Linked DNA regions of Homo sapiens: region 1 is linked to region 2. A link is a loop called in an ENCODE intact Hi-C map of the cell type or tissue named here. Cell type or tissue: psoas muscle. All regions are shown on one strand. Each heading gives the region's core, and the rest is flanking DNA. Links, peaks and the distances in the headings are about the cores only. Region 1 has its middle 47 kb from the start of PLCE1. Region 2 overlaps PLCE1 (phospholipase C epsilon 1).

Region 1 (15,576 bases), core at 3,885-11,884, 190 kb after region 2:
ATTGTTGTGTGAACATCGTAGAGTTTACTTACACAGCCTAGATGGTATAGCCTACCAAACACCTAGGCTAGCCCCTATTGCTTCAGAGCTACAAACCTGTACAGCATGTTCTGAATACTGTAGGCAATTGCAGCACAATGATAAGTGTTTGTGTATCTAAACATACTCAGTATAGAAAAGGTACAGTAAAAATATGTATAATCAATAAAAAATGGTACATCTGTATAGGGCATTTATTATGAATGGAGCCTGCAGGAGTGGAAGTTGCTCTGGGTGAGTCAGTGAGTGAGTGGTGAGTGACTGTGAAGGCCTAGGACATGACTGTACACTAGAGTAAACTATAAACACTGTACACTTAGGCTACACTAAATTTATTTTTAAAAATTCCTTTCTTCAATAATAAATTAACCTTAGCTTACTATAGTTTTTTACTTTATAAATTTTTATTTTTATTAACTTTTTGACTCGTAATCACACAGCTTAAAACACAAATACATTGTACAGTTGTACAAAATATTTTCTTTATATCTTTATTCTGTGATATGGTTAAGCTTTGCGTTCCCACCCAAATCTCACCTTGAATTGTAATAATCCCTACGTGTCAAGGGCGGGGCGAGGTAGAGATAATTGAATCATCGGGGCAGTTTCCCCCATACTGTTCTCATGGTAGTGAAAAAGTCTCATGGGGTCTGATGATTTTATACATGGGAGTTCCCCTGCCTAAGCTCTCTTGCCACCCCCATGTAAGACAAGACTTTGCTCCTCATTCGCCTTCCGCCATGACTGTGAGGCCTCCTCAGCCATGTGGAACTGTGAGTCAATTAAACCTCTTTCTTTTATACATTACCCAGTAGCAGGTTTATCTTTATTAGCATCATGAGAACAGACTAATACATTCTGTAAGCTTTTTTTCTATTTTTAATATTTTTTATTTTATTTACCTTTTAAACTTTTTTCTTAAAAACTAAGACACAAATACACACATTAGCCTACCAGGGTCAGGATCATTTATATCACTGTCTTCCGCCTCCACATCTTGACTGACTGGAAGGCCTTCAGGGACAGGAACATGCATGGAGCTGTCGTCTCCTGTGATAGCAATGCCTTCTTGTCCATACCTCCTGAAGGACCTGCCTGAGGCTATTTTACAGTTCTAAAAAAAAATAAGTAGAAGGAGTATACTTTAAAATAATGATAAAAAGTATAGTATAGTAAATACTAGGTGATAAGAATTTTTCAGCTCCATTATAATCTTATGGGACCACTGTCATATATGTGGTTTATCACTGAGTGAAATGTCATTGTGTGGTGCATGACTGTACCTGCTCCAGGAGTTGTCCTGAAGATTAAATAATACAAGGCATTGTGATAACACCTTGTGAAATGAAACACGCTATCCAAATGAAAGTCATCATTGGTCTAGCTTGATTAGAATTGAATGGGCTTGGCTATTTCCAAAATTCAGATGTATTCCCTGAAAGCATAAATGTTCCATCATCAAAAAAAGTGTAGTGTAAAAAGAAATATGCTTGGACTTTGTCTCAGTTCTTGGCTCAGAGCTCATAAAGCCCTTGGAATTTCCTGAATGACAGGAGTGTCTTTGGTTCTTTGCAAGGAGCCCCTTTCGAACATGCCTGAGTTTATGCTAATGAGGTGATTTAGAGTGGGACCCAGATAGTGTCATGATGGGGCCAGTCACCAGAAGGATTATAGAAATTTGGGACTTTCATCCCAGTTCACCTACCCCTCAGCAGGGGATGAGGAATGGAATTCAAGCTGTTAAAAACACATATACACCATGGAATACTATGCAGCCATACAAAATGATGAGTTCATGTCCTTTGTAGGGACAAGGATGAAATTGGAAATCATCATTCTCAGTAAACTATCGCAAGAACAAAAAACCAAACACCGCATATTCTCACTCATAGGTGGGAATTGAACAATGAGAACACATGGACACAGGAAGGGGAACATCACACTCTGGGGACTGTGGTGGGGTGGGGGGAGGGGGAGGGATAGCATTAGGAGATATACCTAATGCTAGATGACGAGTTAGTGGGTGCAGCGCACCAGCATGGCACATGTATACATATGTAACTAACCTGCACAATGTGCACATGTACCCTAAAACTTAAAGTATAATAAAAAATTAAAAAAAAAACAAACTCTCAAACAACAAGATTTGATGACTTTCCAGGTGGGTGAACACATGGAGGTGATGGGAGGGTGGGCACCTGGAGAAGGTGTGGAAACTCCACACTCCTCACCTTGAACTCCAGACCTTGCCCTGTGTAGCTCTTCCATCTGGCTGTTCCTGAGCTATACCCTGTATAATAAACTAATAAATGTAAGCAAAGTGTTTCCCTGAGTTCTGAACTATTCTAGCAAATTATCAAACCTGGGGGGAGGGGGGTCTTAGAAACCCTCAGTTTATAGAGGATTGGTCAGAAGTAAGGAAGGCCCGCACTTTCATCTGGCACCTGAAGTAGGGGCAGTCTGTGGGACTGAGCCTTTTCACTTGTGGGATCTGAGGCTACTCATCTGGTAGATAGTGTCAGGATTGAATTAAATTGTAGGACCCCACTCCCTCCCCGACCCCGCCTCACCCCACCCCCATGTCGGGAGACTTGGTTGGTGTGGGGAACCCTCCATGCCCCACATTTGGTGTTAGAAATGTTGTGTGAGTCTAGAGAGTATTTTTTTCAGAGTATTCAAAATAATTTGGAAGACACTTACATGGATCCCTCAGGTCAGTTTATTGAACCCAAATGAGGACTCAGGGATTATGGGCCCTAGATCATTTTGAGATCTGAGATCCAGAGAAAGCGTATCCTGTACTGAAGCCCTCCTCACTCTCCAGGTCCTTAGTGTTCTCATTTCTTCCTGATTCTCTGCTTCCCACCCACTCCACTGGATGAAAGCAGGATGGCTGCATGAGGGCATTTATGATAATAAATTTGAAAAGATCCTGGCCGGGCTTTTGACAAGAACATCTTCATCTCTCTCTCACGCCAGCAGCCTGGGCCAGCCAGCTCTCCTCCTTTTGAATGCCTCACTCAGTATTGCTGCTATTCTTGCCATTTTAAGATAGCTTTGACCTGAGGGGCAGGATCACAAATTCCACAGTGGAGCACAGGGCATGAAGAGGTTGTTCTGTCATAGTCTGAGGCTATGAGGGAGAAATTAACCTCAGGCCCAGCAGATTCCAACCAGCCCACCCCTAATCAGATAGGTCATATGAATGAAACATTTAACCAGGTTATCCAGTTTCTTGCTGTAAAACTAGCCCTTTGCAGTCTGCTGGAGCAATTACTGAAGTCTGTCATCTGCAATGCTCCTTTCACATCTAAAAGTGTTCTTTCTTTTCATTTTTCATGTTAATCAAAACAATAAATAGCAACCACTTAGGTATCCCAACAATGACTGCACTACATATAGTTTACAAATCAGAACAACAGATAAATACATATCATTTTACTGCATGCTATATTTTTTTTCGTTGTAGATTTAAAAGTGTGCTTTGTTTGTAAGAAAATAAGTAAAGAAAACTGCTTCACATTCTAAGGTGAAAAGAAATCCTCTCACGTGTCGCTGTAAAATTTTCATTTATGGTGATGAGTTGTCCTGTGTCAAAACATCCTTATTAACAGACATTTTACTGTGAGCGCTCTCTCTTTATTGTGTTGTCTGATAGTGCAGGGTTTTGTAGTGAATACAAGTAAAGTATGAACTGTCTAAACAAAAAAGCAAACACAGGCCAGGTGTGGTGGCTGACACCTGTAAGCCCAGCTACTTGGGAGGCTGAGGCACAAGAATCACTTGAACCCGGGAGGCGAAGGTTGCAGTGAGCTAAGATCGTGCCACTGCACTCCAGCCTGGGCAACAGAGTGAGACTCTGTCTCAAAAACAAACTAGCAAACCCCACAAATCTAATAATATTTGAAAAGACACAACAGTTTCAGTGACAGATTAAACACAAAAAATACACTGGCCCATGATTTGGTTATCCTTGGTTAGAGCCACTGTATATTATAAAAATTTAAAAACAAATTCTTGGTTTTTTAAAGGAATTCCTTGAGATGAGGGAATTTTAATGAGCTACTTCTATTGGTATTCTTCAACCATCAGTTTAGAAGCTAAGTATTTGATGTTTCAAGGTAAATTAGATTTTGAAGCAGCAGACCAAATATTCAGTTCTCATCCACCAGTAAACAATACTTCACGCCCATTTTATAAAGCTTTCAGTTATGTTTTTCCTTATCTGCTGCTGCTGCCTGTAGGCATTTGCAAAACATACATCATGGCTCCTGGTCATTAGTCCCATCAATTATTAGTTTCTCAAATTCAAGCACAACCTCCAAGGTCTTAGTGTTAATGTTAAATTACTTAATTGAAGAATAAGAAATGATGAGACTAAACCTTCTGTCTTGTCTCCTAATGGAGACTTAATAGTCTTTCCCAAGGGGTATTTTAAATATAAATATTTTTAAAATTTAAAGGAAGTTCATTTTACAACTTAAAGGTGATTTCCCTTCAGAATGTTAAGCACTTTTCCTTGTTTATTTTCTTATAAACAAAGCTCACTTTTAAATATAAAATGCAAAAAAGATACAGAGTACAGTAAAATGATACATATTTATCTGTTGATCTGTTTAGTAAACCATATGTAGTGCAATCATTGTTGAAATACAAAATAAAGACTAAAATAATGAACATAAAAGTAACCTGTAGTCTCACCATCAAAAGAATAATTTAACATTTTGATGTATATCCTTTATAAAATATTGTATTTCAACTGCAAATGTATTTATTAAGTGTTTAGTATATACCCAGAACTGTTCTGGGTGCTGAGAGAGAGATAAATGAACATAGTCTTCATCCCCCAAGGGCTTACAAATAAGGTATTCATCTTATTGATAAAGGCCTAGTTTGTTGATAGAAAAGTTAGTTGATAGTTGTTAATTTTCCACATTTTGAGTATTTATAGGCTTTAAGCTCAATTGAAAAGAGTTCTCTCCCAGGTATGTCAAGTCTGTTACAACCTCTTTTTAACTTACTGCCTTTTGTGTCTTGTTCACTGGGCCCAGATTGTACTTAATGGATTTGATGGTATCCAGACATATTTAGTTACACTGATTCCTCTAATAAAACAGTCATTTCTCAGTGTACATTATGTTAGTTCCTTGGAATGGAGATAGGTGTTATATAGGGAAATAGATTTTATGGCCAGAAATGTTTGGGAAATTCTGTGTTAAACAATCATGTAGAATACAAAATCAATTGTTTGATGAGTGATCAATCTAAATGTGGAAGATAAATCTATCCAGCCTGTAGAAGAAAATGTAGGAAAATATTTTCATGACCATGAAGTAGGCAAAGATTTCTTAGGACATCAAAACAGGACAAATTTGACTTCAACAAAATTAAAAACATTAATCAAAAGATGTAGTTTTCCTTTTTTAAAGAAATAGTTAAATTGAAAGACAATTCATAGACTGTGAGAAAATATTCACAATACATATATCTGACAAAGTACTCACATCAAAATACTGATATCAGAATATATAAAGAACTACAAATTAATAATAAAAAAGACAAAACTAAAAAAGATCAGGCAAAAGGCTTGAAGAGATACTTGACATAAAAAATATATAAACACTCAATAAGTGCATGAAAAGGTGCTTAACATTAACAGTAATCAAGAAAATGCAATTAAAACCATGATATAGTACCACTTCACATCAACTGCAATGAGACTAACTAAGATTTAAATACCAAGCATCAGAAAATATATGAACTGGCTGTGATACACTGATAACAGGAATATAAAGTGGTATGATCACTTTGGAAAAGAGTTTACCGCTAAACAGATAGCTACTGGTAGCTATAATTGCACTCCTAGTTGAACTTCTCAGCATCTGTATATTTATATATATTATTTGACACACACACACACACACAGTGAAAACCTTGCTGCACCCAAGAGGAATAAGAGTATGTCCACAAAAATACTGGTATAAAGAACGTTCATAGCAGCTTTATTTATAATGGGAATGAACTACTAGTTCACACAGTGTACATGAACTAGTGTGATTCACAAAACAACAGAAACATTGTATCAAGGGAAAGAAGCAGGCACAAACTAGTACCTACTATAAGAATATGTGAAACTAAGCTATGGTGATAAAAATCATTTAGGATGATTGCCTCTGGAGAAGGTCTTGGGGTAACTAGAAAGGAATACCAGGAACTTTGTGGAGTAATGGAAATGTTCTCTCTCTTAATTTAGGCGGTGGTATTACAAGTGTATACTTTTTTTAGCTTTTAATTTTGATGTACATAATTTTCAATTTACAGAAAACTTGCAAAGCCAGGACAAGAACTTCCGTATTCTGTATCTAGGTTCCCCAACTGTTAGGCGTATGTATTTGTTGAAATTAATTGAACCATATGCTTCAAATATGGATGTAAATGTTACCTTAATAAATAAAGTGGGGGGAAAAGCTATTTTACTGAATAACTTCTCAGAATTAGTTAAGTCTCCAAAAAATGTATACTTTATGTATTACCTCCCTAATTTTTTTGGATGAGAAACCTAGTTTTCAACAAAAACCTGCTGGGCCAATGTCTCAATGAATGCTCATTGGGACCCAATGCTCTAGTACAGCACTTCTCAGCCCTGAGCGCTCATTGGAATCACCTGAGGAGCTTTTCAAACCTTCTAAAGTCCAAGCTGCACCTCAGTCTAAATAAATTACACTCACCAGTGGAGCCAAGGAAGCAATCTGTTTATATCCCAGGTGAGAGCTGGGCGTGACACTTATAATCCCAGCTACTTGGGAGGCTGAGGTTGGAGGATCACTTGAGCCCAAGAATTTGAATCCAGCCTGGGTAATACAGTGACACTCCCATTTTAAAACAAAACAACAACAACAAATAAATCTCAGATGAATCCAGTGTGAGCCATGGCTGAGAACCACTGTTTTACGAAAATATCATCTCACTTTTAAGAATTGACACTTGCCCACGGTAGGGTGGCCGAGTGGTCTAAGGCGCTGGATTAAGAATTGACACTTGCCCAATTAGACAGAGGCTCACACTTAATAAACATTACCAAGACCAGCAACCTGGTGTCCTCCCTCGATGGATATCTGCATTGGGAGCAGGGATCTATCGTACTGATTAGTGCCCACCTGGCTGGCTCTCTGACTGTAGGACCCTGGCTTCTCCCCTTCAGACCTCTGTTTCCTGCCTGCAGTTCACTTCAGTGGATGTCCTCTCTGGACAAGGTGCCCAGGTAGACCTAGAGTATTTGCCTATTTTTTTCCAACCCAGCTCTATACTATTAAGTGGTCTGATTGGTTGCCTAGCCCCCTGTCATGTGACCAGCACCCAATGAGAACAAGGCTTTGGTTTCTTGGGCAGTTCAGTTTGTATACTGAACTTTCTCAAGCCATCCTACTTCCCACTGTGTTTCTAGACCTGTTTCTTATCAAAGCTTCTGGTCTCTTGCCTCATTCTTTACCACAGTCTCAAACTGACCTCTTATATCTGGTAATTCATATTGCTGCTTTGCCCCAGCTGTTGGCTCCAAATGAGACTGCACTTCATGCATCTATCACAGGAGTTTCCTCTACCCTCTCTGGTGCCAGCACTTTCTGCCTCAACGAGGACCCCTCTCTGTTGCTAGCCGGGTAAGCCTCCGCTTAAGAAAGAGAATGGGGCAGTTTCTCTGTGCCTCAGCTAACCTCCCTGGTCTCACCTAAATGTGCAGTTCGGCCCTGATAACTCTCACTTGGCTGGTCTTACTCTCTCACATGGCCTGGCCAGCCTCATATTTCCGTTCGTTGGACACCACAGGGAATTAGGCATCCGGCTGAAGCCACTATATCAGGTTTCTGTGTGCTTCCGAGGGGCTGGTGTCTGCCCTACATTCCATTCTACTGACCATGTGGTACATTCTCGGTGCAGGCGGCTAGATGAAGTGCGTATCAGAAAATACAGCTGCTCACACCTCAGAACTCCAAGTGCCCTCTCTGTCATCCATCTCTCCTGGCTCAGGCCTGCCCCTTCCTGACCTGGGCCACAGCTTTGATCCAGCATTTATCTTTATTTCTATTCATGGTTTATATCTGCCCCTAGCCTCAAACCCATGTCATAGATCCCTCCAAGGGGATGGAGAGGCCACATTCCTGGCACCAGGTTCATGGACATCTGTTGTTTTGCCCGCTTGGCCTCTCCACTCCCTTCTCCTGATAACAACACCCAGCTTTCGCTTAAGAAAACCAATACTCACCTCCAGTCAGAAATAACATAGATTCAGCATACATGTCAAGTGTCCCTCCCTTGACCACGGCATGGGCAGAAGTCCCAAACTAAATCATTCCAATATTCACTCTCTGAAATTTGAGTGGAGTAGAGCACGAAAAGTTTTAAAATGGCTGAAAATCATCAAACCTACTTATCTTGAAGGGTAATGCTTGTTTCTATTAAGGGTCTCTGAACCCCTTAGTTCCTGCTGTTTTCTAAGATTTATTCTTTCATCGTACATTTTCTTCAATTCCCAGGCTTGTTTATTTACTTATTGATTTGTTTTCTCTAGTACCAAGAGCTGGTTCCATTGTTTGTGACCAGTACATATAACTAGTTTACAGTCAACTCTTTTTTATCTTTAAAGTAATAATAAAATACTAAGAAATATTTTAAAGAATTATTTCATAAGAGTGACTTATTTCCTAGGATCTCCTTGGAGTTCCATAGATTTTGTCTATTACCTTTATAATCCTAGCTGAGGTAATTGTTTAACATCTCTGAGCCTCAGTTTCCTCATTTGTAAAACAAAGCAAGCCAGTGATCCTCATCTCATGGAGAATCAGGGCAGGTTAGATGAGAAAACATTAACCACCACCTGCTCAGAGCCTGGCACATCACAGGTAAACAAATGTTTGTTGAATGAGGCATTTGTGTATTACTTCCCAGGTTCGTTTTGCTCTCCCAAAATGCTTTCTTAAAATCATGTAGTGGGAAGATTATGTAAAACTGTCCTTGGGACTTAATCATAGAAAATTCTCCTGACAAAGTACATTTTGGAATATTTGGTCCAGGAACATAGCCAGCAATTTGGCAAGCATAACTCTCCAGCAAAAACAAGGCCGTTGTACAAAAGAACCTCTCATGCCTTTGGCCTCTCTGCTTTGGTTTGCTCTAACTTCTGCAGATGGTCATGCTCAACCTAGTAGACAGTGGTATCTAAATTCTAAATCCACTGTCTTCCTAAGGAGGAAACGAAGGTACGAGGGAGACAGAGTGTACAGCTTACCCATTGGCATGGTGTCAATAGAAGAAAAAAACTCTTCAGCTCTCTTACTCCCCCTGCCCCTCAACACTTGAGGAATTATGCCAAATTGAGGAATAAACTCCATGGATAAAGAAATAATAGAGAAGCTCACCTCATTTCAGACAAACCTTCAGTATATGAAGACTATGAGAAACACAAGAAGAGGTAGCAGCTGTGAATGGTGAGTGCTCGGAATGTAGACTGTAGTCCCATAGAGCAAAAGCCACAGCCACTGAGTCTGACCTAGACGTTTTATCCCTCACCCCACTTATCCCCTCTCCATTTCTGCACATGGATGCATTTTGTATCTGCATGAAACTGGAACATACTGAAGCAAGAAACAATAATAAACTTACATTGTGTTGATACTAATTTTTTTTTAGTTCCAGTTTATGCCCATGTCTTTAAAACTTAAAATAATTAAGAGATAGTTTTCATTTTTAAAGAGCCCAACCCAGCTATATTTGATGAAATTTAAAAAAGAAATTTAAATCAGCAATGGTATAATTATTATCCAAATTGACTATAAATATTGATATGCACAGTGAGTCACCTGAAGAGTGTCTGGCTCATGAAGGCACTTAATATTTTTGGGATGAATGAATGAATGAAAAATAAATACCTGTGTGAGCAAATCAAGTCACTTATTCATTTTTATGTTACCACTAAGGAACATGGAGTTGGAAGGAGCCAGGAATACTAGTTCTACCCTGATATTTTAAAGGGGAGGAACTGAAGCCAAAAGGAAGTCACTTGACTAAGGCACAGGCTAGTGGCAGTTCTGGAATTTTTTTACTTCCCTGAAAGTTGTTATTCCAGACTTCTTCCCACAAGTGGAATTTTAATGTACACATGATTGGTTTATTGAATTAATAGTTTTTTCCCCCTAAGTTTGCTCTGATTTTAGCATTCTTTGACTCACTCATATAACATATATTTGTTGCATGGTTACTCTGGGCTAGGCACTATTCTAAGCAGCAAACAAAACACGTCAAGATCCTGCATTTAGGGAGCTTATATTCTAGTGGGAGCACGGCAGGCAATAAAACAGAAAACAAGTCAATATATAATACCTCAGTTGGTAACAAATGCTCAAATAAAGCATAACACAAATGATGGGGATCTATCTCTAGGTATGTACCCAAGAGAAATAACATATGACCACATAAAAACTTGCTCACAATGCCTTTCACAGAATTATACACAATAGCCAAAAAGTGAAAACAACTCAGATGTTCATCTACCGATAAGCAGAGGACTAAGATGTGGTATATCCATATGGAATATTATCTGCCAAGAAGCAGCAATGAAGTACTGATACATGCCACAACATGGATGAATCTTAAAAACATTATGAGAAGTGAAAAAAGCCCATCACAAAAGACTGTATATTGTATAATTTCCTGCATGTGAAAAGTCCAGAATAGGCAAATATATAGAGACTGAAAGCAGATTAGTGGTCAGCTAGGGCTAGGGAACCGGAGTAATTGGTGTGTCAGAGGGTAATGATGATCAAAAGGTGCAGACTTTCTTTTTGGGGTGATGAAAATGTTGTACAATTGATAGTGGTGATGGATGCAAACTCTGTTAATACTAAAAGTCGTTGAATTGTACACTTCAAATGAGTGTATTGTATGGTATGTGAACTGTGGGAGCGGGCTCCTGCTGTTTTATGAAGTATCTTCAAGAAAGGTCTCACTGACAAAGCGACATTTGAGCAGAGACTGCAAGGAATGGAGAAAGTAAGCCTGTGGGTACCTGGGGGAATAGCATTCCAGGCACAGGGGACAGCAAATGCAAAGGCCCATTGGTGAATAAAAGATTGAGATGCTGGAGGAACAGCAAGAGGGTCACATGGCTGTAGAGAGACCAAGGGGGAGGTGGAAGAAGAGGAAGTTAGAGAGTTAGCCAGGTGGGGTGGGTATGTGCTGGTGAGGCTTGTAGACCCCTGAAGGACAGTAGTAGCCTTTCTCTGAGTGAGATGGGCATTTGCTGGAGACTTTTGAGTAGAGGCATGGCATGATTTTTGTGCAAATCACTCCACTGCCCTTATAATAGATCTGAAAATTAACTGGTTTCACAACAGCATGCAGAAGACATTTGGCTTTACTTCTGGGCCTAAAGTTCAGAAAATAAACAGAATCAGGGCAGGGGTCTCCCTCACCCAGGCCTGCTGGCAGCATTGCCCTGTCATTGCTGTCAGAACCAGAGAGAGGTCAGGGAGGAGCCTGGAGCTCTGAGACTAGATCTGGTCTAGTCTTCACCTGGTCTTGGCAAGTTTTGTAAAAACTTTCTTCATGAGAGGAGACAGCCATCAGGTTAACCAGTAATTGTATTTGACACTAAGAATGCCAGGCCATAAAAGGATTATCTAATATAACTGGAAGGTTCCAAGACCAGTGATAGAGAGGCACAGTGGAAGCTGACTCTGAGTCCCTGCCTAAACAAAAGGACAGGCAGAGAGAAGATAAGTTACTGAGTTCATGGACTTTAAAATGCATTTCTCTATCCTTAGCTTCTCTCTGTGTACAGTGCTTTTATTTTTCCAAGAGACACTGCAGAATCAATGGGGTGAAAAGGGGAGGTGAGAGGAAAGAAGTAACAAAGTTTATTTACTTTAATAATGACTTATAATTGCCTTATTGTCTTTCAGAACTCATTTTTAAATATTTTCCCTTCCTTGGCACTTCAAATCAAACTATTTTAAAAATGTACACATTCTAAAACATCTTATTTTCTGTGGGTGAAGTTTAAGGAATAGATAATTCTCCCTGTAAGATGTATTCTGCTTGGCTAACTTCACCATGGGCAACTTGCATTTACTTAAGTAAAAGAAATGATAGGGCCACGTACAAGATATTTTGACAGAATGCCTAATGGTCTGGTTACTAGAGAATTATGTTGGAGGAGGTGAGAAATGCCATCTTGAGTCCAATAGTTCTCAGTATCTCAGAGGGCATTCAACAGGAAAACAGGAAATGCTGGTTGAATGGATGCATTTATAGAGAGCTGGTAATATACTTTTTCTGGACTCTTAAGAATGAGCCATCCAAAACACAATAAATAAAATTGTATGCACTCTGGGAAAAGATCTGGATAATTAAGATGAATAACCTATTGTAGGAAGAGTTCTCCTTGAGCGTGCTTATTATTCTTCAGGGAATTGAGACAAGTTTGGGGAAACAAGGTTGGTTTTATCAGGGCATCCAGGTGATCAACAACCCAACTGAATAGACCAAGTGTGTGGAAGGCTCAAGGACCAAGCTAAAGAGCTGTGGCATTTACAGAATTAGGATGTAAGGTGAGTTTAGGGACCAAGGTTGTTTGGAGTGGGGAGTGGTCTGATCAAGGGATCAACTTTTATCCTCTTTCTTCCCATCTTTGACCATACACTCTCTATCCTCTTTTCTTTCTTGTCCTTTTTCTCTCCATGCCATTTTCTCTATGTGTGTACTATTATACTGAACTGAAGCCTATTTTTATTGAGGACTGGGTATTTACTGAAGAGAAGTATTAGGTTCCCGTGTATATTTTTCATTTATTCTTCCGCAGTTTGCCTGGGAAAGAAAACTAAAACAAGAAACAGTAAGCTCTATGCTTACTTGTAAAAGTGGTCAACTGAAAAAAAAAAAAAAACTTTACAAGTGGATTCCTTCTTTTTCATGGGTTGATGGTTTTTGACAGGGGAAAGAAAAAAACCTTCCCCACTCACTCCAAATCTACACGGAAGTGCTCAAAAAGATTCCTTCAATCAGGAAAAAAAGTGATGAATTTGAAAGGGAGAAAGGCTATCCTATTTATGTTATTTAATAGATAGAAATTGATTTTCGATAGGAAAGCAAGCAGCTGCAGACACTGTGTTCAGCTCTCACGAGAAATGGTTGCTCTATTTTAGGGTTCTTGCCAAAGCTGGAGCAGGTGCTGGCTTTTTTTCCTTCTTTTTAACTCACTCCTAGCTCTCAAGGGTTTAACTGGCCAGAAGGAGGCTGACAGTCAATGGACCTATGCCCAAATGGGCTGCAGCTCAGGCAGCACAATGCTGCGACCAGCTCGATGCTCTGATACAACTTTCAAAGCCCTTCTGAAATAGTTGGCTCGGTGGACTCCCACTCACATTATAATTAGAATCGCACCTGCTACGTCCAGCATGTGTTAAGTTTCTGAAAATACTAGAGAAGGAAGACAACAAAAATATTCATACTGATGTCCTTAAAGGGACTGTAGTTCTAGGACTTTGCGGGTGTGGGTGAGAGAGGAAGGGGGTAGGAATAGTCATTCGCCTTTGCTTCTAAAGTATTCTAGTTAATGCAGGGGTGTGGGAACCCTTTGAGGCAAACTGTGGCAAAACGTTTTTTTCCACCTATTTATTTTGTAGTTTTCAAGTATAAACTTAGTTTTGCCAAATTTCTGAGCCCCTTTACTTCTTTTCAAAATTTTACTGAAATCTTTATTCAAAATTTTGCTGACAATAGAAACCTGGAAGGAGGAGAATGCAAGAGGCCACAGGGAGGTGCTAAGGGCTAAGTGGGTTTTCCAAAGAGCCTGCTAGGAGTTCGCGAGCTCCCCTTCACTTGTCACAGGCTTCAGTGCCCATAGAGCCCACCGGTCACGTAAATGAGAGACTTGGGCCAGGCATGAGAAAATTGGGAGTGAGGGGGATGCCGTTCTACGGAGGATGTTCTTTCTTTAAGGCTACTCAGCTCCAGCCAATTGTTCCTGTGTGAGAATGTGAACTCAGTGTTGCCAGATCTTCTTGAGTTTTCAAGAGTAGCCAGAAATCTGGATGCTATAAAAAAAAGTTCCCAGTTTTTAAAACAGGAAATACCTTATTATAACAAAAGGACCTGAGGCTGGGTAATTTATAAAGAACCAGAAATTGATTTTATCACAGTTCTGGAGGCTGGGGAGTCCAAGATCAAGGCACTAGCAGATTTGGGTGACTGCTGAGAGCTGCTGTCTGCTTCCAAGATGGCGCCTGGTTGCTGAATCCTCCGCAGGGGAGGAACAGCAGAAGGCGAAAGGGCAAGTGAGCTGAGTGCTGCATGAAGCCTCTTTTATAAGGGCCTTAATTCCATTCACGAGGCAGGGGCCATCTTGGCCTAATCAACTCTTAAAGATACCCCTTTTAATATTATTGCATTGGCCACACCTGAATTTTGGAAGGGACACTTTCAAACCACAGCAGGGAGTTCAAACAAAACACATCTGTCTGCTGTATTTGGACCATGGGCTGCCAACTTGTGACCACTGCCGTAAAGGGCTTGTTATATGTGTACCACCTACTGCTCACTCACCTCCCCTTCTGTGCCAGCTACGAAACATCATTGGTTCCAACGTGGCTTGGCTTTGCCTCATTATGCCACCTGATTTCCTTAGAGAACTACACTTACCCTTCTCTTACTCACATGGATTGGGTGAAAGTCTCAAGTCTCAGATATGCTCATTAGCATTTTTCATCCTCTCTGGCAACTCACATCAGGTCAATGAGATTAGTAGTGGAAGTTTATGAAACAACTGGACAAAAGAATGTTTATTTCTGCTGAACTAGAGAGCTATATGGTGCCACTATATGAAGAGTCAGTTTGAGAGAGTGTCTTGGTCCATTTTCGGTTGCTATAATGAAACACCACAGACTGGGTAATTTATAAATAAAATAAATTTATTTCTTGGCAGGGCATGGTGGCTCACACCTATAATCTCAGCACTTTGGGAGGCCAAAGTGGGAGGATCCCTTGAGCCCAGGAGATCAAGACCAGCTTGGGCAATATAGTGAGACCTCATCTCTACAAAATCATTTTTTTTTAATTAGCCAAGTGTAGTGGCACACACCTGTAGTTCCAGCTACTCAGGAGGCCGAGGTAGGAGGGTGACTTGAGCCTAGGAAGTGAACACAAGTGGAGGCTGCAGTGAGCCAGGATTGTACCACTGTACTCTAGCCTGGGTGACAGAGTGAGACTTTGTCTCAAAAAAAAAAGAAAGAGAGGGAGAGAAGAAAGAAAGAGAGAGAGAAAGAAAGAGGGAAAGAGGGAGGGAGGGAGGGATGAAGGAAGGAAGGAAGGAAGGAAGGAAGGAAGGAAGGAAGGAAGGAAGGAAGGAAAATTTATTTCTTAAATTCAGGAGGCTGGGAAGTCCAAGGCCAAAGGATCCACATCTGGTCAGAGCCTTCTTACTGCATCACAGCATGGTGGAGGGTATCACATGGCAAGAGGACAAGAGCATACCAGCTCAAGTCTTTC
Region 2 (15,576 bases), core at 4,472-12,471:
GGATGATACTTGACCACCTGTGGTCCTAAAACAGGTTTTTGTCCTGTGCCTACCAAGCTTCCTGGCCCTATGACCTACTCATACCACCTTTAATGTAGCAGCCTAGCACTTTATGAATTCTCTTTAGGTGGTAAGGGCTCCTTCAGTAGACCTGAAACCTAATATTACATTTTCTCTGGAATGAGAAATATTATCTTACAAGTTGAAGACTTCCAGATGTGATCTTCTCCATTCTTAGGTGCCATAGCACTAGGCCACAGTGGGCAGCTAATGAATACTTTTTAGTTGATTAACTGGTAGAGAAACACACCCAATATTACATTAAAGCATACTTTTAAATACCAAGAAAATAATTTCAAGGTCACAATACTAACAAGTCAGGATATTTCTTTAAATAAACAAATCTTGGAATTAGAGCTATGCACATGCCTTCCTTGCCTAGTAGGCATGTAAAGGGTAATCGTTTTGATTTTGAGGAAGTCAACTAAGCCAGCCTTTACAAACTAAAGTATTTACGAGTTATAATCATGTAGTTCAAATGTGTATGTGTATTCCTACTATAACTTCTTGTTTTTTATTCAAAGCTATTAACTTTAGAGAAAGATACAAATAGAATATACAAGCTTATTGTAGTGAAAGAAAATAAGTTGAAAACTTGATGGGAGTCTCACTGTGTTGCCCAGGAGGGAGTACAGTGGTGTGTTCTCGGCTCACTGCAACCTCCTCCTCCTGGGTTCAAGCAGTTCTCATGCCTCAGCCTCCTAAGTAGCTGGGACTGCAGGTGTATGCCACCACGCCTGGTTAACTTTTTTTTTTTTTTTGTATTTTCAGTAGTAACAGGTTTCATCATGTTAGCCAGGCTGGTCTCAAACTTCTGACCTCAAGTGATGTGCTCGCCTCGACCTCTCAAAGTGCTGGTAGACTTTTCTATCTGAAATAAAATATTCCCTCTTTTCAAACAAAAATATTGTATCTGTAAGGTATTTTTGTTTTCATATCAATATTCTATTTATAGCTGACATGTGATAAATAACTTTAATATAGCTAAATATAGTCTACAGACACACATACCACACACTCAGACTGGTTAAAAATGAACAGTTTAGTTTTTTTTTCTAATACATAATGTATTATTATTTTTAAAAATAGAAATGTACCATTTTATTACAAAGTCTCACAAAAAGAAAATAGTATCCAAAAAAGGAAACTAGACTACCAATCTGCACCTGCAGAATTGGAGGAACACAGAGGGCAGGCAGTGTGAGCTTCCTGGCTTACTTGAGGACAATGGGGAGGTATGAGAACAGAACCAATCTAAAACATCTAATATTACCTTAGGAACCTGGAAAGAACAGAGGATCCTTGGAGATCCAGCCACCCCTTCTAGAATGCTAATAAGGACACCTTTCCAAAACTACTATATGGCTACCTACAAGTATCCCTCCCACCCAGCCCTGGCTCCCTTTATGGTTCAAAGTTAAGAACTGGGGAGGAAAGGGGGGCAAGGCAGCTCCTGGAAGAGCTCACCCAGCACAGCTGCCCTGGACTCAGGACCCTGGTTTCTGTCTTTCACTCTAGTCCCCAAGATATTTATGTTTAGTAAATAAAAATTTACTAATAGTCTAGAGAAATAGAAAATATAAAATCTAAGTTGTTAGGGGACCCAGCAAGAAGCCAGAGCTGGAAAGGCCTGCTCAGCCAACTTGACCTCCTTCTGGACCCCTTTGGCCTCTGGCTTCTCCTTGGTCTTCTCTGCTGTGACTTCTTCTCTTCTGGGTCTTTCTCTCTTTCATCCTGTTTAGACCCACTTGGCTTTTTTGAAGTTGGAAGAATTCTTGCAGCCACCCTTTCCCTCTTCATCAGAGTCGGAGAATTCATCCTCACAGGCAATTTGTTGTTTATTTTTTTGTTTTTTGAGATGGAGTCTCGCTCTGTCACCCAGGCTGGAGTGCAGTGGCCCAATCTCAGCTCACTGCAATCTCTGCCTCCTGGGTTCAAGTGATTCTCCTGCCTCAGCCTCCTGAGTAGCTGGGATTACAGGCACGTGCCACTATGCCCAGCTAACTTTTGTTATTTTTAGTAGAGATGTGGTTTCACCATGTTGGCCAGGTTGGCCTCGAACTCCTGACCTCAGGTGATCCACCTGCCTTGGCCTCCCAAAGTGCTGGGATTACATGCATGAGCCACGATGCCCGGCCTCACAGGCAGTTTGTTTGTCAGAGGAACAGATGGAGATGCACTTGTCAGGGTCTTCGTCCTTGTTGTCACTCTCCTCTAGGTTACATCCTCAGCAAGAGCCCACATTTGGGCCCTAGGTGTGTGGGGCAGCATTCTCAGGTTCCCAGACAGTTGCTGTTTGATCTTTTCCAGGCATCATTAGTGATCTGGTTAGTTATATTGGAAAGACTGATATGAAGCTTGAAATCTGGTCCAAAGTATTTGAAGTAGTCATTATATGGGAGCTCATTATGGATCTCTGTGTCCAGGGCCACAGCTGTTTCCTATGTCCAGCAGCAGGTGACATTGCGAATGATGTAACACCTCCTCCTAGCATCAGCATCAGCAAGATGAAGCTCATAACAAATTCCACACACTTGACATGCCCTTTGATGTTCAGATTGAAGCAACCTAACTGATCCCCAGATGGAGTCTGAGTCACACTGTATGACCACAGCACTAGGCTGGAACATCTCCATTACTACGGACATATCTGGCTTGAAAATGGCCTCACAGGATTCATTATCAATCCCATCTCAGAGTGGGTGGTTAATAGCATAATACTTGCCTTTTCCAGCCCCAATATCCCATAGGTCCCCAGTTCCTGGGAAGTACTCTCCTCATTTATGAAAGGACACAGTCATGACCCAGTCTGTGGCATAGAAGGCCTCTTCCATGCCATCACCGTGGCATGGAAGGTCAATACGCACAATATGCACTGTGGAATATCAAGGTCAATATGCAGCACCCCCTGGTGATTCTCTAGCAGGTCCAGGAGGGCCAAGACTGTATCATTGACTTAGCAGAAGCCAGATGCCTCAGACTTCTTTGCATGGTGCAGTCTGGTTCATGGTGATGTCTGTCTGCCACTCATTAAGTTTCACAGAACTTGCCACAGAGCCGCCCACAGACAACTGACGAAACTCAAAGAGGCCATGAAATACTGGACAGTCCTCACCAATGTTGAATCTCTGTGCCTGCTGGCTGTACTCAGACATGTTATCAGGATGAATGGAGTGCAAGGATTTAATGTAGTCATCACTGTGGTACTTGGTCATCTCCTCAGCACTGGCTTTGTGAGGGCAATAGATTTTCATTTTTCAGTGGAGACTGTAGTTGAGCAGCAAATTATGAATCATGCAGAATTGGTAAAGCTTCATTGGGTGGCTTTGTCCAACATTCTCATCATGGTAGTAACAGACTTTCCTCCTGGCACCCTGTGTCTGCACTATCTTGCTGGCCTCCATCTGTCAGAAAGATGGCAGATGTCTTGCTGGCCTCAGCAGGTCCATCTTCCCTCCACTCTATTACACAATTTAAATATGAATAACTATGTTTTGTCTCGGTTATATGTAACACTTAATCCTTTAATTTATGTGCTTTACTCAGCAACAATTTGAGAAGGAAAAATTGAGTTTAACACACTCAATTTATTATGTTGGCTGGTACAATATGCACATTTGAAAACACTTAGCTGCCTTATATGAAAAATCCTCTTGTCATCACTTTATTTTTCTAATTTTGCCATTTTTAGTACTTCACATTACCATCAGTTATCTCAATTTTTTCTCTCCCTTTTAACTTTATCTTGTTTTTATAATTTTCAGTAGGTAAAACATTAAAAGAAAAGAAAAAGCAGGTGATAGCTTTGAAAATTTCTTCCTAATTATCGAAGTCAATAATTCTTTTGACTGCCACTGCTATAAGGTGTTAGTCCTGAGATTCTAACAAGATTAATGGGGAGAGGGAAAAGGGCACAGGGACAGGAAGTGGAAGGATCTTTTTTTTTGAGATGGAGTCTTGCTCTGTCGCCCAGGCTGGAGTGCAGTGGCGTGATCTTGGCTCACTGCAAGCTCTGCCTCCCGGGTTCACGCCATTCTCCTGCCTCAGCCTCCCGAGTAGCTGGGACTACAGGCACCCACCACCATACCCGGCTAATTTTTTTGTATTTTTAGTAGACACGGGGTTTCACCATGTTAGCCAGGATGGTCTTGATCTCCTGACCTCATGATCTGCCCGCCTCGGCCTACCAAAGTGCTGGGATTACAGGCGTGAGCCACCACGCCCGGCCAGAAGGATCTTAATGTATCAAACTAGTGGAGGTTCCTGACTGAAAGGTAAAGGCGCTCTATTTTTCCACTTTGAGACAGCACACACTTATGATAAGGGCATATCCTTGTGGATCAATGCTTCACATAAGAAAGTGTCTCTGGTTATTTGGCAAACCTTCAGCTTTATAGGCAGATGACCTTTGGTGGCACTGAAGGCAGAAAAGCAGGCATGTTTGTGTTCTGATTATTGGCCTTCTGTATCAATCCATAAAGCCCCAAGGCTGCAGAATTCTGGACAATCAAGCCTCGAGTTACCAGTTCTTGACTTGTGAATAACGATCAACTTGTTGGACATTTCCTTCTATTTTCGCCTAGTACAGGTGACCACGACCCCCATCTCATAATCATAACCACTTCCAGAAGAGGAGCGTTTCGGTTCTTTCTTACATCCTAATAGACTAGGGAGGGGGATGAAAGACCTGCAAAACATGCCCTTTTTCCCAATTATTTCTTCTTATGATAAAATACATACAACATAAAATTTACTATCTCAACATTTTTAAGTGTACAATTCAGTGGTATTAAGTAAATTCATATTGCTGTGCAACTATCACCACCAGTAAGCTCCAGAACTCTTCATCTGGCAAAACAGAAACTCTATAGCCCGTAAACACTAACTCCCCATTCCCATTGCCCTTCCTCATCCCCGGTAACCACCTTTCTACTTAAGGTCTCTATGATTTTGACTACCCTAAGTACTTCATATAAGGGAAATCATACAGCATTTGTTTTTCCCTGTTCCTTTTTCTCTACCTTTACCAACTCCGTTTAATTCACTTCAAACATGTTTTCTCTTATGGAAGAGGTTATTCTTTTGAACTTATTCCTTTTTCTTTATCTCTGGGGAAAAATTTAAATCTTGTGCTACCTCCTTCCATCCTTCTTCATACCATTTATAAACATCTCGTTAAAAAACATTAGGAAAAAATTACTGGGGCAATTTTCTGACTCCTTCATATAGGTACAAGTTTTGAAGTGTAATTAGCCATAACAAAAAGCTACAGCTGCCAACATCTAAAATCTCAGAAATGGCTAAAACTCCTTTTCGAAATCTCTGAAAAGTTTAACTCTTTACTCATCTTTAATAAAATTATTGCCCCTCAACAAGAAATGTCTTCTAACTCACTTCTATTGCTTTTTCTTTGAGGCTAATGCTCAGTATTCCAACAATAGTGTTTTCCTCTTTATTTCGTGGGAAATGTGCAGATCACAACTGTGTTATGGGTTACAGAGGTTTTTGAGGACTAGAGTCTGTGAACCAAATCACAACATTTAATACTGCTTATCCAGGAAAGTGTTCTAAGTTCTATATCGCTCCTGGGAAATGAACTTGTAGAATATAACCCATTTATAAACTGAAGACTAAGAGTGTATTATATATTCCCCAATAGCTAAAAGCTGTTGGCCAAATCTATGCCACAGGACACATACTAAAGAAGAAAAAAAAGCTCACAACCACATCACAGCAGCTGCATGTACTCCTGATCCTCTGGCAGAGTACATGGCCATCAGAGTTCAAGACCCACTAACCAATATGCTGATCCTACAGATTCTGTAAACACTCTTTGACTTTGAAGACCCATCTTTTTTTTTAACTTAATTTTTTTAAGTTGACAAATACAAATTATATATATTTGTAATGTACAACATGATGTTTTGTAATATGTATACATTGTAGAATGGTTCAACTGAGCTAACTAACATATGCTTTACCTCACATACTTATCATTTTTGGTGGTGAGAAACCCATCTGGTTTTCTAATGCATTTTCTTCCACTGCATGTTAAAGGAATATGTTTAACTGAGGCACGTAAAGACTTTGAAAACCAAATGGGAGAGGATGCTGAAATTGAAAAATGTTTCCAAGATAGTAAGTCAGAACTACAGAAATAAGCTTGGAGCAGAAGGCAACCAGCTAATTGTATTATTCAGCAGGAGTTTCTAGAGGGTTCTCAGAAATCACCAAAGAGCTTCAAAGCAAAAAGTTAAAGAAACTTCCAACTCTTGCATAAAACGCCAATTTAAAGATAACACATTAGCTGACAGTCTGGTGAGTGTCAGAGCTAGAAATATTGATCTATGAGGTTCTATTTCGAACAGGGAAGTGCAAATACAATTGAAGTCAAATTATGATCAGGGCCATAGATGCACACACCAGCAGCTTCCTTATTTCTCTCCACAGACCTGTGGAAGACTAGAGGCGTGCCTGCCTTGGTTGGGCAGCCTAGAGATCCGTTTCTTCCTACACACTACTGAGCACAAAATGAGTTAATAAAAACTGTATACATTTGTCATGTAAAACATGATGTTTTGAAATATGTATACCTTGTGGAATGGTTCAGTTGAGCTAACTAACATATGCTTTACATACTTATCATTGTTTGTGGTGAGAAACCCATCTGGGTTTTTAATCCATTTTATTCCACTGATTGTTAAAGAAATATGTTTAACTGAGGCACATAAAAACTTTAAGGCCATGTGCAGTGGCTCACACCTGTAATTCCAGCATTTTGAGAGGCCAAGATGGGCGGATCACCTGAGGTCAGGAGTTCGAGACCAGCCTGGCCAACATGGCAAAACCCCGTCTCTACTAAAAATACAAAAATTAGCCAGACGAGGTGGCGTGTGCCTGTGGTCCCAGCTACTCGGGAGGCTGAGGCATGAGAAACTTGAACTTGGGAGGCAGAGGCTGCAGTGAGCCAAGATCATGCCACTGCACTCCGGCCTGGGTGACAGAGTAAGACTGCATCTCAAAAAGAAAAAAAAAAAAAAAGACTTTGAAAACCAAATGGGAGGGGTTTAGTCTACACATGTTGATTAACTCATGGGATAAGGCCCTGGCATACCATCACAAGCATTAAAACAATGCCAATTCCACATGCCAATCTCAGCCCAACTTCCTGGGAAGAGTATGATGAAGAATGCAGGCTTGGTACTCTCTAGGTGCCACATCAGAGGGGAGAAACCTTGAGTCTTGTGTGTAGGGAAAACAGCTTACCACCTAGAGACTATAAATTCCATGAGGGCAGGAATTATGTTTTGTTCCTTTTCCAGCACCTAACACCTAATAGGGGCTCAAAAAATGTGTTGAATGGCTGAAAAACATGAAGCCATTAGTGTTCCCACACCTTCTGTTATTCTTCATTCATTTATAACCAATCCCCTGAAGTTCGGGCAACTCCAGAAAACAAACCAACTTGGCACCCAACATAGTACACAAGGAGGTTACAGTATTCCTCTTAGGCCTGTCTAGGGGTGTGTGTGTGGGTAGGAATGGAGAAGGCTGAGGATCAAGGAGGAAGGTCATTGGCCTGCTGGCCTTGGGTCTCAGGACCTGCTATGGAGGGACAATAGCTGCTGTCAGATTGAGTTCTGGCAACCCCCAGGCAGTGGAATGCTGCTTTGCATGGTCCCTGTCTGGTTGGCAGCTTCCTGCCAGGGAAGGCTGCCAAGCAGCTTGTGACAGCTATGCAGTGTACAAGTTTCTGAGGTTGTTTGGTGCACTGCCATTTCTGACCTGCCTGTCTGCTGCTCATGGGAAGTAGCTGGGAAGTTCATATGCCAAGGGACCCCACACTCCATTGGCTTTCATCTTTCAGTGGGATGCCTGCCTATCTTGTCCTTTAAGATGGGAGTAGCTGGAAGATGGCCTTTGGCTTTTCTGGTCAATAGACACCTATTAATTCTATGTATGAAGGAGATCTATATTTCACTCTGCTCCCAACCACAGTGGGTTTTCAATATGACTGCTTGACTATATTTGTTTCCTAGCATCTTGTCATAGTAATTGACATTTGTCATAAACTACCACTAGGAGAAACTACCTGCCTGAATCATTTAAAAAAAAATTAAAGATAGCGTTTTAACCATTTACTTCATTTGAAAAAAAGTTTCAAAAATCTTTTTTTTTTTTTTTTTTTTGAGATGGAGTCTCACTCTGTTGCCTAGGCTAGAGTGCAGTGGCGTGAGCTCGGCTCACTGCAAGCTCCACCTCTCAGGTTCACACCATTCTCCTGCCTCAGCCTCCCGAGTAACTGGGACAACAGGCGCCCGCCACCACCCTCAGCTAACTTTTTGTATTTTTAGTAGAGATGGTGTTCCACCGTGTTGGCCAGGATGGTCTCGATCTCCTGACCTTGTGATCCGCCCGCCTTGGCCTCCCAAAGTGCTGGGATTACAGGTGTGAGCCACCGCACCCGGCCTCAAAATCTTAATGATTACTATTTGGAATGTTGACACCTTAGGGGATTTTAATAAGGGACCACCTTTTTATATTCTCTTAAAGAAGCGACTTTTACTTAAAGTTGCTGAAAAGTGAACTTAATTTTCCATCAGGAGATACATAAATCTTAACTTAGATCCTTCTCTGTAGTCAAAGATAGAAAGTTAAAAGTGAAATTTCAGGCATTACCTTTCAGCATCATTCGTCCAGTGGATCCTCCAAAAGTACTGAGAAGGCCACTTCTTGCTCCCAAAGACGTGGTTGCTTCTAGGAGAGAACCGGTGATGTACTGCGATATTGAAGTCCTTTGGAGGGTGGCGCGATACTCACATACAGTGTCTCGGACACATTGCTTTAAGCATGGACCAACGCTTATCCTTCCATGGGCTGTCTCGGAGGCTGGGAGCTTGGTGAGGAAATGGAGTAGAGATCCAACTGTATTTTCTGTTTCTTCTCTTCTCACTGCATTGTAGATCTGTGAATAGCACAAAGTACAGGAAGTATTAATCTAGTTTCTTAGGAAAGCAAATTAACTTGTTGACAAAATGCCAAGATGACTTATTAAGAAAGAAGGCTCAGATGCTCCAAGTGCAAACACTCTGAGCACTCGGCTCATGCATTAACCTGAACATTCTACAGACACCATCTATTTGGAAAAGCTCTGTGTAGTTATAAAATAGGTCATTCAAACAACTCTGCTATCAAACAGAGAACTTACAAGTCATACCAACCAGAAATACATTCAGCTCAAATTTCTCCTCCTCAGCAGAGCAAAGCTCTTCTGCAGAGAGATGAAGGCAAACCTTTCCTTCTGGTTTTCCTGGACATTACTGAATGACTGTCCCAGGTCTGTCTCCCTCCATGGAGTGTTTCAGCCTGACTTTTATGGGAAATCTTTTCTCCATGCTTAAACTGAAATGAGGATGAGAGGGTCATGGGGAAAGAGAACTTCCCTATTTCCCCTTTGGGCATAATCCTTCAAACTGTCAGCTGAGATCAAAGTATTTGAATCATTTTTTCTCTTCCTCCTCCCTCACCTCCCATATCCAATAAGTTGACAGATCCTGCTCACTCTTCTTGCCCCATCTATGTCACTGTCACTATCCTGATTTCTTCTCCTTTTATCACCCGAATTCACCAAGCATTGTCTCAAGAAGATTGCACTGTTAGGACAGGTTCCTAACCATGTCTCCAATCTATTTCAATGCAGTCATTCAATGTGCATGTATATAGACCCTGCTCTGTGCAAGGCAGTGTGTTGGAAGATGTGGGGAAAGTGTGAGGGGCAGCAGACACCTCTTGTGCTGCTGCAGGATTTCACAATCTTCGATGAGGCCTGAAAATTATAAGGTTTGACATTATTGAAGGGAGGACTTGGAATTTGTCAAGCATTCTGAGAAGCCAGAGACTTCTGGATAGTGTATAAACAAACGGAGGAGACACATAACATGCAGTGAGGTAATCCAGCTCTCTGATGGGGGAATAAAGGTGCTGTCTCTATCATGCTGTCTCTATCATGTCACCTTGAGCACCTTGCCTTGGCTGACTTGTCATTCATTCATCAAACCAACAAATAGTTACTGTTTATATACCAGAAACTATGACAGGGCTGGATAAATAAAATAGTTTCTCTCCTCAGAGTTCACAGTCTAGTAAAGGAGACAGAAAAGCCAAGAGCTTAGAGTAGGGTGGAAATGAAGGTCACCTCCTTCGGTGACACTGACGAATGGCCAGGGAGTAGAAGACTCTCACTGCCCTGCGGGCCAGGCATGTGCCCCCATGATGTTGCATCCTCCAAATCTCACTCAAGAGGGCCTCTCTTGAGCTGTGCTAGGTCCTTATGATACCCCAGAATGCACCGAGTCCTATGATATTCAAACTGTGTAGACCCTAACTAGATTTTATCTGTCTTCCTCTGTCTGGTGGTATATATTTGCCACTTGAAGGCACAGTGTGATTCTTACCTTTAATTCTCTGTCATTAAATTTCTAGTGGCCAGCATGGCCATGGAGATGGTGTGCTGGGACAGAAAGAGCCCAGGTTTGGGGTCAGGTACATGAGGTCAGGTACACCTGACTCGACCTTCACCAGATAGAGAGCTGGTCATTAAGTGTGAACAAGCTGACTTGAATGTTTCAAGACAGCTCCCTCCTCTGTAAAATGGGAATAATAACACTATTCTTAGGGAGATTCTGGGATTCACCATGATAAACATGTAACATACTCAGCCTAGTGTCTAGAAATGATGCTCTTTACTGTTGAGCAAGTCTATAAAAGAGAATACACTCCTTTACCCTCAATGAATAATAGGTGGTTGTATAACTATAGACCACAATCTATGAAATGCAATGTGATTGGAGTTATGCCCTTGCTCTTCTGTGTTTCTGGGCAATATTATCCTAACCCTATTTGGGTGTACTGTGAGGGCAAATGGGGGTAGAGAGCTGCAGATCTCAAGACATAGTTTTATTCTCTTGGCTCCAAATCATACAGGCCATCTCCAACACACTAAGTCCCATGCAAGTCCTTCAGAAGTAACTGATCCAGTTGTGTAAGGAAAAGAACTGACTGGTAGCTTGATGGCTAAGGAAGGCTTAATAGGCAAAGCAGGGTTTGACCTGTGCCTTGGAAAGCAGGCATTTCTCTAACTGGAGCAGCTGGGGAGACAACTCACCATGCAAGCAATAAGGACAGCCAGTGGAGTTTAGAGCAGGGAGTAAGCATAGGAAATAACTGGGGAATGAGAAAGGCCAGGGAACAACTGGGGAATAAGAAAGGTCAGCTGGCCTGATAAAGGAGACCTGGAATGTTAAAGCAAGGAGATTTCACCCATCAGAGGAGGGCACCCCTTGATGCTTTTTTTTGTTTTTTGTTTGTTTTGTTTTTGTTTTTGTTTTCGCTGGTTTGTTTTCAGCAAAGGAATAATGCTAAAATGGTTTTGTCTTAAAAAGATTACTAAGCTGGCAATTCCTAGTTCCTAATAGGTTGGCCTACTTTCTTTACTTGCCAAGCTGCTGCGCTGGCTCATTGTGCATTTGCTCACTACCATGTGCATTCCAGTCTCCACATCAGGCCTCCATAGACTCCCAGTGACTCATTCAGTCTCTTATCCAGCTTTTCCAAGGTGTTTTCCTCAAAACATTCTATCTACAAGGGATTGTATGACCTAAGGACTCCTTGATCATGAAAGTTTAAAAAATCTCAGTAAATCTCTTCTCCTTTTGGAGATTTACATTGCATAATAGAATATTAAAGACAATTACGAGAGTCAGAGTAAACAAAGTATTTTAATTTGCTTAACTATTTCCCATGTTATTTGATCATTTCTTTAAAGAACACAGCCTGTAGACGTAGTGCTGTGCCAAATAATTAATTTACTTTAATCTAATAGCCTTTTCTTATTCCCATTTCTTTGCCCTCTGCAGAATCTCTGAAATAGGCAATCATCCATCCTTCTTGAAGTCTTTCATCTCTTGTCATCTCATTGTTCCATCTCCGCCTTATTCTGCATCTCCCCTTCCACCTCGGGCCTTCAGGACAGTTATAATGCAATAGAAAGGTGCCAACAAGTGCCTAATGTAGGGAGGTCACAAATCAATTGACCATGGGCCAGATTCAGTCAACAGACCTGTTTCATCTGACATACCCTGTTTAAATTCAGGAAAGCTTTACATATACATCTGAAGTTCCAGCATCTCCTGAATAATGAAACAATCTGGTAACACTGAGCATTCCTACATGGTATCAAATGGCTAGATCTTCTACTGTTAGATGGGGCATGAGTTCTCCACTGGATGCCAGTGCCCACCATTCTTTAGTGACCACACCTGGCCAATATCTGGTCACCATTAGTATATGTGTTTTTGACCCTGTCTTAATAAAATACAGATACGGATGTAGATATTTACAACATGTACTGAGCTCCTCCAATGTGTCCTCTGTGTGCTCTTGCCTGTGCTAGTTGCTGAGGATAGAGAGAAAGCCATAGTCTCTGATATCAAAAGGTATTGCAAATCACCTCCAAGAAACTATTAATAAACATATATAAATGCTATGTATATATTAAGTAATATTTCAACATCGTTATCAGCCACATTTCCAAGCCCCCAAACTTGTCTGAAGAAATAAAAGATGAAGTGCTCTGTGAATGAAGCTCTGAACTTCCATCACGATTGCCAATACCCTCACCACAAAGAACCAGAAAGAGATCAAAAATTACTACCAAGATCTGGAATGATGCATCCCAGTCACACCAATCCAGGATGAGAGAAACTCAAGGTGCTTTGTTGGAAAAATGCTGAAGTGTGGACAAACTGGTGGTAGATATGGCAATGTTCAGGGAACCTGTCAAAATCAAGGTATTGATCAGGCACAGTGGCTCACACCTGTAATCCCAGCACTTTGGGAGGCAGAAGTGGGTGGATCACAAGGTCAGAAGATCAAGACCAGCCTGACCAACACGGTAAAACCCCGTCTCTACTAAAAATACAAAAATGAGTTGGGTGTGGTGGCACATGCCTGTAATCCCAGCTACTCGGGAGGCTGAGGCACGAGAATCACTTGAACCCAGGAGGCGAAGGTTGCAGTAAGCTGAGATTGCACCACTGCACTCCAGCCTGGTGACAGAGTGAGACTCAGTCTCAAAAAAAAAAAAAAAAAAAGTCAAGGTATTATCTCTTCCTAGATCACTCACTTATGAAAAAGAAGGAATCATGGAAAAGCCCACATGTAGAGTGTGAAGAAGAGACAGTAGAGAACGGTCATTACAAGTATGGCTCTGGAGCATTGGTTTGAATTCCAGCTCCCATGCTTCCCAGCTGTGTGACCTTGGATAAGTTGCTTTGCCATTCTGTGCCTCAGTTTCCTTTTCGCCAATATAGGATATAATAGTATCTGCCTCATAAGGTTGTGGCTAGAATTACAAGCTTTGATAAATGTAATATGATTAGAACAGCATCTGGCACTTAGTAAATGCTCAACAAATACTAGTTTTTATGATGACAGTGATGATGAGGATTGTGGCAGGCTACAAAAATGGCCGCGAATTATTTCCTTCACTGACACTGGGCTGGAACTGTGATTTCCTTAACTAATGGAAATTTAGCCAATATGATGCAAGCAGTCTTGAAAAATACCTGTACATTGGAGATTGCTCTCTCTTGTTGCTTTTGGCAACTCTGCAACAACTGCCATGTGAAGAAGCCTGAACTAGATTGCGGGAGGATGAAAGACCATGGCCCAGTCACCCCTGTCACCTTGGCTGATAACTTGCCAACAGCCAGACACATAATGAAACCATCCTGGATCCTAGATCATCCACTTGCCAGTCCAACTGCTGCCACAGATGCATGAGAGGGCCCAGCAGAGATCAGTTGATCCAGACTAGAACTACCCAACTAATTCACAGAATCATGGGCTAAATAAATGATTGTTGTGAAAAGTCGGTACGTTTTGGGAGTCCTTTGCTACACAGCAGATGTTAACTAACACAATGATGATGTGTTTGGAACCATAATAAGTATTTTAATTACATAACAATTGAATCCACACACTAATCTATAAAGTTGATTCATTTTGTAGATGGGAAAGTAAGCCTAGAGAAGTAGAGAAATACAGTCAGCCTTACACACCTAGTAAGAGGCTATGCCAGGATAGAAACCCAGATTTCTCTAACTCTGTGGTCCAGCTTTATCCATTGCACTATCCATTGTCACACTCAAAGCCCAACAGTGGGATAAAGATCACACTGTTAGGGGTGATCTTGGTAAGAGGTTTAGGTGATGTTTACAATGCTGTTGTTATTGTTTTTATTCATGATAATTCCTTTCATGGCCATTCTCAATTCCTTTTGAAAATAGTCAAGTTAAGTCTAATGAATGACCAAATATGCTTCCTTTATGTGAAGATTTATAGTTTTAAATTATACAGTCACAAATGAGAGAAACTCAAGGTTAATATGGTGATGGAAAGTTCTGAAAACTAGACAGACTACTGCCCTACATAGGCCAATATCTTTTTTGAAACAAAATCCAACACATCACAACATGGCATCCACACTTGCTAGACAGCTATGTGAGCATTCATTTACTCAACAAGTGATTTATATTTACTGAGCACATACACTGTGCTAAGCTCAACTGCTGGTGTTCTACCAGTGAGCAAGACGAGCTTCATTTTCATGGGGAAGGCAGACAATAAACAAGTAGACCAAATAAATTAGTAAAAAATTGTAGGCTATTATATATTATCAAAATATATTTCTACAGGACTTGCTGAAGTCATTGGGAGGAAAGGAAAGGAGTCAAAGTTGTTATATTTGGTCACTGCTAAGTTTTTAGAGATGTAGGCTTTATATAGAGAACTATAGATCAATGTTGCAAACTGTGAATGGATCCTTCCATGGGATTACACTCCTCCCATTATGGTAGGTGCTGTGAAATGACATGGCCTGGAGTGGTTTGGGCAAAATGATTTGACACAGTAAAATGACTTAGAGAAAAGCAAGCAATGCTTAGATAACACTTGCATAAACACTTTAAAAGGCATTTGCAGTTCCTTGTGACTCATGAAAGAGGGATGCCTTATAGAAGCCAGTACTAGGATGTGGAGTTTAGGCCCAAAACAAAAGAAAACAAGCATACTGAGGCTGAAAAGAGCTGGGGTAATTCAGATGGAGACAAAGGCAAAGACTTGCATGCACTAAAAGGCATGAAGCAACCAGACACACCACATCCACAGCACTCACCCAGAAGGAAAGCTCCTTGGAATAGCCAGAGCTTTTTCTTGACTTGACTTCTACTAAAGTCAAAAAGGGTATTGTCAAGTGGGGTCAATTTTGTACTTGCTCTGTTTCAGAAGCTATCTTTTTGAGATCACTTATGAAAAATTATGAGGTTCTAAGATCTGATGGCATATCTTCTGAAATCTTTCAACAGGAAGAAAGTGTGTTACTTAGAGGTCCATTGACTCAATAATAATAATAATTGCATCATTTGTTGAATGCTTAAAATGAACCAGGCCCTGAGT

What was found. Peaks named below come from ENCODE experiments on the same cell type or tissue, not always from the same donor. Only the 100,000 strongest peaks of a DNase experiment are listed, where the experiment ranks them.
Region 1: it touches region 2 in a loop (2.0-fold over the local background); 2 of 110 quality-filtered maps call a loop at or near these places.

What each region holds. Positions count from the first base shown.
Region 1 is chr10:93,939,586-93,955,161 of GRCh38, reverse strand. No RefSeq gene overlaps it. Among named protein-coding and RNA genes, the nearest start is that of PLCE1, 47 kb to the left of the region's middle. In psoas muscle, for the core only: no CTCF peak of the experiment used is centred there; a DNase peak (open chromatin) is centred at 7,931; H3K4me3 peaks cover 339 bases; H3K27ac peaks cover 3,659 bases.
Region 2 is chr10:94,125,623-94,141,198 of GRCh38, reverse strand. PLCE1 (phospholipase C epsilon 1) reads right to left here. Exons shown (of 33, transcript NM_016341.4): 3 at 8,740-9,025. It also overlaps the pseudogene HDAC1P1. Among named protein-coding and RNA genes, the nearest start is that of PLCE1-AS2, 25 kb to the right of the region's middle. In psoas muscle, for the core only: no CTCF peak of the experiment used is centred there; a DNase peak (open chromatin) is centred at 7,758; H3K27ac peaks cover 1,695 bases.